2 separate regions of the Homo sapiens genome follow, and region 1 is linked to region 2. Evidence: chromatin contacts called from ENCODE Hi-C or POLR2A ChIA-PET data. All regions are on one chromosome and are shown on one strand. The core of a region is the stretch at or near the end of the contact, and the rest is flanking DNA. Distances in the headings are between cores, read along the strand shown. Region 1 holds the start of FGD5 (FYVE, RhoGEF and PH domain containing 5). Region 2 overlaps C3orf20 (chromosome 3 open reading frame 20).

Region 1 (4,163 bases), core at 935-3,434, 93 kb after region 2:
TGGGTCATTGTATGGATGTCAGTGGCTGGCCTGGGCATTGATGTGGATGAAATGGTGTGGATTAGGGGTCTGATGCAGTGGCTGTTTTAACCTTTAAACCCATTGGCACTGATACCAACTTTGGCTTCAGAAATACTGAAATTGAGGTGCCAGTGGTACAGTCCCATGGAGATGTCTAAAACCAGTTAGAGCTGTGCTGGACAGTACCGTAGCCACCAGCCGCATGTGGCTCGTGAGCAGGTAAAATGTAGCTAGTCTAAATTGAAGTGTGCTGCAAATGTAAAATGCATATTAGATTTGGGACACTTAGTATGAAAAAAGAGTGTCAAACACCTCATTAATACATTTTATATATTGATTACATATTGAAATGATAATATTTGGATATATTGAGTCCAATAAAATATATCGTTAAAATTACTTTTACTTTTTTTTGAGACGGAGTTTTGCTCTTGTCACCCAGGCGGGAGTTCAGTGGCTCAATCTTGGCTTATTGCAACCTCTGTCTCCCAGGTTTAAGTGATTCCTCTGCCTCAGCCTCCTGAGTAGCTGAGACTACAGGCGTGTGCCACCACACCCGGCTAATTTTTGTGTTTTTAGTAGAGACGGGGTTTCACCATGTTGACCAGGCTGGTCTCGAACTCCTGACCTCAAGTGATCTGCCCACCTTAGCTTCTGAAAGTGCTGGGATTACATGTGTGAGCCACTGCACCCAGCCTTACCTATTTATTTTTAATGTGCCTACAAGATAATTTAAAATTGCCTATGTAGTGATACATGTGGCTCACATTCCAGGGACAGCCCTGGATTAGAGATTAGTAATGTTAGATGTTTCAGGGACAACACTGGGCCTAACATGAGTGGGAAGAGAAGAGTTTGCTGGCAGAGATCTCCCGGCAGTCTGCTTCATCTTCCCTCCTGTTAGGAGCCAGGCTGTTATTTTGAGGCCACTTGTGTCATACCCAAGCCTTAGTGGGAATGGAGCTGGGAGATTAGACCAGGCTGAAGGAGAAACGTGGGAGTCCTAATCTATGGGTGGCAGGGATCCATGCAGTACTTTTGAAGCAGAGATGTTGGGATGGAGATGGATTCTATGCCCGCAGTATGCAAGGGAGCTTAGGGGGCCAGGCAGGTGACAAGGAAGCCAGGGAGGAGGCATGGGCAGTCTTGTAGCAGAGAGATGCTGAGCTCAAAAGTTGGCAACCACTCATTTGACCGTTCCCCTTCTCTAGATCCTTCTTATCCTGCAAATCTTAGCTAAAATATCACCTTCTTTAAGAGGTCTTCCCTGGCCACAGCAGCCCATGCTTCTCTAATTCCAGTTGCATTGTAGTCTGCACCACATCTTTTATTCTGCCATGGTCAGAAGGTCCTCAGCATCCACAGATATCCATGTGGCAAGTACATCCTTTTCCAGAGATCCATGTTGGCACGTACTATATAATTTCTCCCATGAAATTTGCATGCCCATGAAATTTGGGTGTAGGCCTGGCTGGACACAGTCCTGAAGCATGCAGATTCCAGACGTGACCCCCAGCAGAAGCACACATCACTCTTTCAAACCTTTGGCGTGTCATTCATGAAGGGATGAAATGGCAGCTATTCAGTCATAATATTCCAAGGGTCCCCGGCTCTACCCTCCAGTTGTTGTAACTCAACTGTGAGTTCTCAGCAGAGTCTGTTTTCTCTTCTTGACCCTAGGAGACCCTGCCATCTGCAGTGCTGTGCGTGTAGCTAGTGGGTACCCAATGGAGTAGCTGTAGAAGGGGGGATGTAAGCTCCATGAGGGCAGCAGGGAGGGTGACAGCAAGTTCAGCCTTTTCCCATGGTTGCTGGGTCATAGAAAGTGTTTATCAGTAGCTGCTGGATGAATGAATGCACTGACCTGGACACTTCATTTGAGGAGCACAGGATTTCATTTGGTTGATTTTCGTTAGTTGGGCTGCGTGTAGAAGAAAGGTCTGTTCACTTTGTTTACAGAATGAATCTTTAGTGGAAAATCAAGGGGTTTTAAAGATTCTGGTGGAGGGCATAAGCCTAAGACAAAGCACGGGAGGTGGGCTTCACATGGATGGACGGAACCATCTGTGGCGTCCCCTGCAACTGGTGTGTAGGAGACTCTGAATGGCAATAAAGTTAATTGTACTTTTTCTCCTTTTCTCTATTTTTGTCATCTAGATTCACCAAAACCACCTGTCGCTCCCAAGCCAAAGACTACCAGTCCACTGACGCCAGTGACCGCGCCCAAATTCCCTTCCTCAGCCAGGCCCGAGAGTCTTCACAGTCCAAACTCCATGTTCAGGGGTCCGAAGCCCCCCATTGCCCCCAAGCCCAGGCTGACTGCCCCAAACGAGTGGAGAGCCAGTGTGTACCTGAATGACAGCTTGAACAAATGCAGCAACGGGCGGCTGCCCTGTGTAGACAGGGGGCTTGATGAGGGGCCCCGGTCCATCCCAAAGTGCTCTGAGTCGGAGACCGACGAGGATTACATCGTGGTCCCCAGGGTTCCGCTGAGGGAGGATGAACCCAAGGACGAGGGCAGTGTGGGGAACAAAGCCCTGGTGTCTCCCGAGTCCTCTGCGGAAGAGGAAGAGGAGCGTGAAGAGGGAGGCGAGGCATGTGGCCTGGAGGGTACAGGAGCTGGTGAGGATTCAGTGGCCCCTGCTGCTCCGGGTGCAGGAGCGCTGAGCAGGGAGGGTGAGGAAGGCACAGACCTTGCTCTTGAGGATGAAGGGGAGGGCTGCGCTGATGAGCCAGGGACACTGGAGCAGGTGTCCAGAAGTGAGGAGGAAGAGAAGCTAGTGCAGCCACACAGGGAGTGCAGCCTGGAGGACAGTGGGCCTTGGGCTGGAGAGGGGGTCTTCCAGAGCGACCTCCTCCTGCCTCACATCCATGGAGAGGACCAGGAGCCCCCCGACACCCCCGGGGAGGCAGAGGAGGATGATGAGGAAGGCTGTGCCAGCACAGACCCAGCAGGGGCAGATGAGGGTTCGGGTCCTGACAGGCCCACGGAGGACATGGGACAGGATGCTGAGGACACCAGTGAGGAGCCCCCTGAGAAGGAGGAGCTGGCCGGGGTCCAGGAGGCAGAGACAGCCACAGACTGCCCTGAAGTTCTTGAGGAGGGATGTGAAGAGGCCACGGGTGTCACAGGTGGGGAACAGGTTGACCTCAGTGAACCACCTGACCACGAGAAGAAAACCAACCAAGAAGTGGCAGCCGCCACCCTGGAGGACCATGCACAGGATGAGTCCGCCGAGGAGAGCTGCCAGATTGTCCCTTTTGAGAATGACTGCATGGAGGACTTCGTGACTTCCCTCACAGGAAGCCCCTATGAGTTCTTCCCAACTGAGAGCACCTCTTTTTGCAGCGAGAGCTGTTCTCCTCTTTCTGAATCAGCGAAAGGTTTAGAATCAGAGCAGGCACCAAAGCTGGGGCTGCGTGCGGAGGAGAACCCCATGGTGGGGGCTTTGTGTGGCCAGTGTGGCTCCCTACAGGGTGGAGCGGCCGAGGGTCCCGCAGCCCCTGATGTGGTGGTCGTGCTGGAGGAGGAGGCCTTGGATGATGCACTGGCCAACCCCTATGTGATGGGAGTGGGCCTGCCCGGTCAGGCGGCCCCTGGAGAAGGAGGGCAGGCTGCATCGGACGCCCTGGGTGGTTATGGCTCGAAAGAAGAATTGAACTGTGAGGCAGAGGGTGGCCTGGTTCCCGCGGACAGGAAGAACACCAGCACGAGGGTCCGGCCCCACTCTGGGAAGGTGGCCGGCTATGTCCCAGAAACCGTCCCTGAAGAAACCGGACCTGAGGCGGGCTCGTCAGCCCCTGGCATTGGAGGTGCCGCAGAGGAGGTGGGAAAGACGCTTTTGTCATTGGAGGGGAAGCCCTTGGAAGCCAGCAGGGCCTTGCCAGCAAAGCCCAGGGCCTTTACTTTATACCCTCGGTCGTTCTCCGTGGAAGGCCGAGAGATTCCAGTGTCCGTGTACCAGGAGCCTGAGGGGTCAGGGTTGGATGACCACAGGATAAAGAGGAAAGAGGACAATCTCTCTCTGTCGTGTGTAATTGGCTCCTCTGGGAGTTTCTCCCAGAGAAACCACCTTCCGTCCAGCGGCACCTCCACGCCTTCTTCCATGGTCGACATCCCACCTCCTTTCGACCTGGCCTGC
Region 2 (4,146 bases), core at 1,576-4,075:
CACAAGCTTACAGACGCCCAAAGCTGGCAGAGCCCAGCAAGGGCAACCAACCCAACGTCCAATAAGGACATAGGGTGTGGGCATTTGTTAGGGGTCTCCTTTGTTACTCCTGGAGGAAAGCATTGCATCTGTTTTCTTTTTCCCACTACATTTTCATTCCAGCAGCATTTCACCTTCATTAATTCATTAACAAATTCAATAAACATTTATTAGCACCTGCAGCAGGCCAAGTTGGCTGCTGGAGATGTAGAAATAAAGAAGTCTCATTCCCTCTAAACTCTGAAATTCTCTCAATCTAATGGAAGAGGCAAAAGCATGGGCACCAATGATCATCTAGCTTCACCCTTGTGGTGTGCCAGAGGGTCATGTGGAATCTGCTAGGAGAGGAAGAGAGGAAGTACCGGAGAAACACAGGTGCCTGTGAATCCGGCATGCATTGGTTACTTCAAAGAGCAAACTACCCGCAAGAGTTTGAGTCCACCTGGGCTGAGATAAATGATCTTGCTTATTGATCCATCTACCCTGTCAATCTGGTTCCACACTCTCACTCTAAAAGGCCATTGGTTTTATTTTATTTTATTTTATTTTATTTTATTTTATTTTATTTTATTTTATTTTATTTTATTTTATTGAGACCAAGCCTTGTCTGTCGCCCAGACTGGAGTGCAGTGGTGCAATCTTGGCTCACTGCAGCCTCCGCCTCCTAGGTTCAAGTGATTCTCATGCCTTCAGACTCTCGAGGATTACAGGTGCCTACCACCACACCAGCTCATTTTTGTATTTTTAGTAGAGACAGGGTTTCACCATGTTGGCCAGGCTGGTCTCAAACTCCTGACCTTAGATGACCCACGCGCCTCAGCCTCCCAAAGTGCTGGGATTACAGGCGTGAGCCACCGTGCCTGGCCAGAAAAAGCTATTGTTAAGTGATTAAGTATGCACTGGCTATGAAGTCACCTATCTATGTTTCTTGGAAACCTTTTTAGGTTGCGTTTTTAAAATGTGAGTCTACTTTTCTTATCAAAGGCAACGGATATTAGAAAATTATTTATTCTCATAAAATTGTGGCAATGCTTCATTTTTCTGGCAACCTCTTGTCTGATTATCTCTGAAGTTTGGAATGCAGCTGAGAACCAAGATACAAGCAATTCAAGACCCCCATGAGCAGCTGAGAAAAATTACTCTCAGTCTGTGTACCCAACAAGCCCCTTAGGCCTAGAAAAGCCCCTAGGAATTCAAGTCTTATTTTCTTACCTTAAAGCAACCTCCTCAAGCTGGAATTAGAAGTCTAGAGCTGTGCTGTCCAATATTGTAGCCATGAGTCACACATGGCAATTGAGCCCTTGACGTGTGACAAGTCCAAATGGAGATGGGCTCTGCATGGAAACACACACTGCATTTCAAAGACTTAGTGTGAATTGAGAATGTAAAATTTCTCATTAATAATTGACTATTTTGGTGATATGTTGACATACCCTATTTTTGATATACTGGTTTAAATAAATAGATAATTAGAATTAATTTTCCCTTTTAAAAATTTTTTAATGTGCTAACTAGGACATTTTCAACTACACATGTAGCTCACATTATATTTCTAGTGGATCATGCTGGGCTAGAAGGTAGAGTCTCTATTAAGGGAAGCTTATCAAGGCATGGTTTGGCAGTGCAGTAGAAGACTGAGAGGTTATTTAAAATGACACAGTAAATCAAAGAGCATAACTGTCTTAAGGAAATGTAACATAGGGACAAACAGACCAATACATTGAGACAGATTCTGAAAACAGTGCTGCATTATAGAAAGCAGAAGCTGATGTTGACCAAGATTGACTTGCCAAAAAAGTGTTCCGATCATAACCTCTTTCGAGAGTGCAAGCATGTGTACTATGTATGACAACATTCTAACAAGATAAACAGAAACAATGAGTAAATATGCTTTCTTGTGGGTAATAGGATTTCCAAATGTTGACCTTAACCATGTGGTTAAGCATCTCAGGATATTTTACATGAAATCCTGAGGCTTAGAAAATTAGCTCATCTTGCATTCTTGGACCGTGAGAGCTGCAAGGAGCTTCCAAGAAAATGTGCCGAGTGTTGGGGCTCCTCCCTCCAAGTCCCTGTCACTGAGAAGCTTGTTAAATGGCTTCCCCAGACACCCATTGCCCTGGAAAGAGCCACCCATCAGAGAGACAGGCAGAATGGCGGTCCCAGCTTTTACAGCCCTGAGGCCTGGCTCCTCACTAAATATTTCCATCAAGGCAGCTCTTGGGAAGCGAGACAACAGCCTCTGTTTAAATGCTTTATTAGCCCAGTGTGCCACCTCAGGTCCTTTTTGGAAGCAGGCTGAGTATAAATTTCAAATAAATAAATAAGATGAGTGCAGAAGCAGCAACTGGGGCCAAGAATCAGAAGGATGGTTGAGACTTTGCCATTTGTTGGGGACATCCTTTATAGATTTCCTGCCTTCAGCATAAAGAAGGACTCGTGGGCTGACTTTGTTGTTCATCAGGAAATCTGATACTGCCCACCCCACTCTTGCCACTTGAGGATTAAATTCCACAGAAGAGAGTTTTTTTCCTACCTTCTCTATGTTACGTGGGAGATGTAGAAATGATAGATCTTCCTCTCAAGTTGCTGAATGAGTTTAGGGACAAAGGCAGTGAAAAAAAAAAAAAAAATGACCAGGACCCAGGGCAGAAAGGACAGGAAGGGACATGTGTGAAAGTTCAGCAGAGGGAGCAGTTGCTGTTGGCTGAGGAAATCAGGGAAGGCTTCCTAGAGAGAAAGACCGAATATAAATACCTCTGGAAACTGGGCCTGATTTTGCAGTGCCACTGACATGCCCCAGCTGTTCAGAGCAGGTCTTAGATTGGGTCTCCTGGGAAACAGACTGTGGAATGGAACCAAGTATGTAGGAGTTTACTGGAGACTGCTCTTGGGAACAGCCCCTTTGACGGTCTGAAGGAAGGCAGAGGGAGAGGGCAGCCATGGCAGAGGCCTCAGCGATCCCGTGGGGAGCCCTGGAGTCAGAATGATCCTTCAGCGTAATCCCAAATGGAAACAAGAGGCCTGGGCCTTTGTGGCCTGCAATTACCAGTCAGCTTCTGTAACCTTGGCCAGAGGCAGGTTCTCAGCTGGGCAATGTCAGCAGCCACTGTTTTGACAGCTGGAGGGATGAAGGGGCTCCTGGGGGATGCACCGCAGCATCCACTGCAGAGGGAGGCCGGCAGAGAACGCTCTGCAGAAGGCTTTATCGTCCACTTACTCACGAATGCAATAGCATTTACTGAGCACCTGCATGACAAGCACTCAGACACACAAGAGACCAAGACTCGGTCCCTTCCCTCCAGAAGCTTGCAGTCTAGTGGAAAGATAGGCTCAAACACAGCTGTCACTTGGCAAAGTGCTAACTTCCATCTTCAAGCTGCATTGAGCATGATGAGAGTTCAAAGCAAGAAGCAGTTCTGCCCAGTCGAATCAAGGAAAACCCTCCGAGGAGAGGCCATGAGTCAGGCCTGGGTCTGTGTGCAGGAACTCACTGGGCTGAGAGGGAGAGAGGTGTGTTCCAGGTAGGGGTAGGGGGGCAGGCAATAGCACATCCTCTGAACCGGAGCAAGTCTTAGTTATCCTGGACTAGGCAGCTGGCTCTTTGAGGGGATGGTGACACCCGCCCTCCCCTTTGCCCCTCTCCAGCTGAACCGCAGAATCAGCAACATGGACGACAAGGTGTATAAGATGAGCCGAGCCCTGGCTGAGATCAAGAAGCGGTTTCAGAAGACAGTGACTCAGTTCATTAATTCTATCTTGCTGGCCGCAGGTAAGGAGGCTGAAAGGTGGGCGAAGGCCTATCTGTTGGCTTCCCCAGTCCTGAGATTCTGGCAGGTCATCTCAAGGGACAGACCTTTACTTTACCGCCCATTCCATCTTCAGTCTGAATGTCCAGGGAAGTAGGCATAGCAGAGATATTTCCCCATTTTAGGTCCCACTGGGCTCAGGTCACTTAAGGCCACACAGCTAAGAATAGTGACGTGAGCCCACTTGCATTTCTGAGCTCTCTCCCAGAGTGTCTTGCACATCTCCATGAGATTGTCTTATTTTCCTGGGTTTCTCGGTAGCTGGCTGTGTCCCTCTTGTTCCCCACCCCACATCTAC

The links. Hi-C counts contacts between places; a loop is a spot of excess contacts on that map. ChIA-PET counts read pairs that join two places held with the same protein, here RNA polymerase II (POLR2A). Pooled maps may share reads with other maps.
Region 1: a loop to region 2 is called in a map of G401, with 5 times the contacts of the local background. The contact joins the promoter of FGD5 here to the enhancer-like site in region 2. A Hi-C loop is called at or near these places in 2 of 168 maps with a recorded cell type or tissue (G401 and heart left ventricle) and 1 of 50 pooled maps. POLR2A ChIA-PET finds 5 or more read pairs at or near these places in 3 of 52 experiments (GM10248, H1 and PC-9).

Annotation. Positions count from the first base shown.
Region 1 is chr3:14,816,778-14,820,940 of GRCh38, forward strand. It overlaps FGD5 (FYVE, RhoGEF and PH domain containing 5), which reads left to right and starts at 2,185. Exons shown (of 20, transcript NM_152536.4): 1 at 2,185-4,163. The coding sequence starts at 2,295.
Region 2 is chr3:14,723,214-14,727,359 of GRCh38, forward strand. C3orf20 (chromosome 3 open reading frame 20) reads left to right here. Exons shown (of 17, transcript NM_032137.5): 11 at 3,688-3,811. Among named protein-coding and RNA genes, the nearest start is that of C3orf20, 50 kb to the left of the region's middle. Within about 2 kb of position 2,826, at least 14 of the 41 ENCODE cell types and tissues checked have a DNase peak (open chromatin) inside an H3K27ac peak, as active enhancers do; they include heart left ventricle, where a contact is called at or near this core.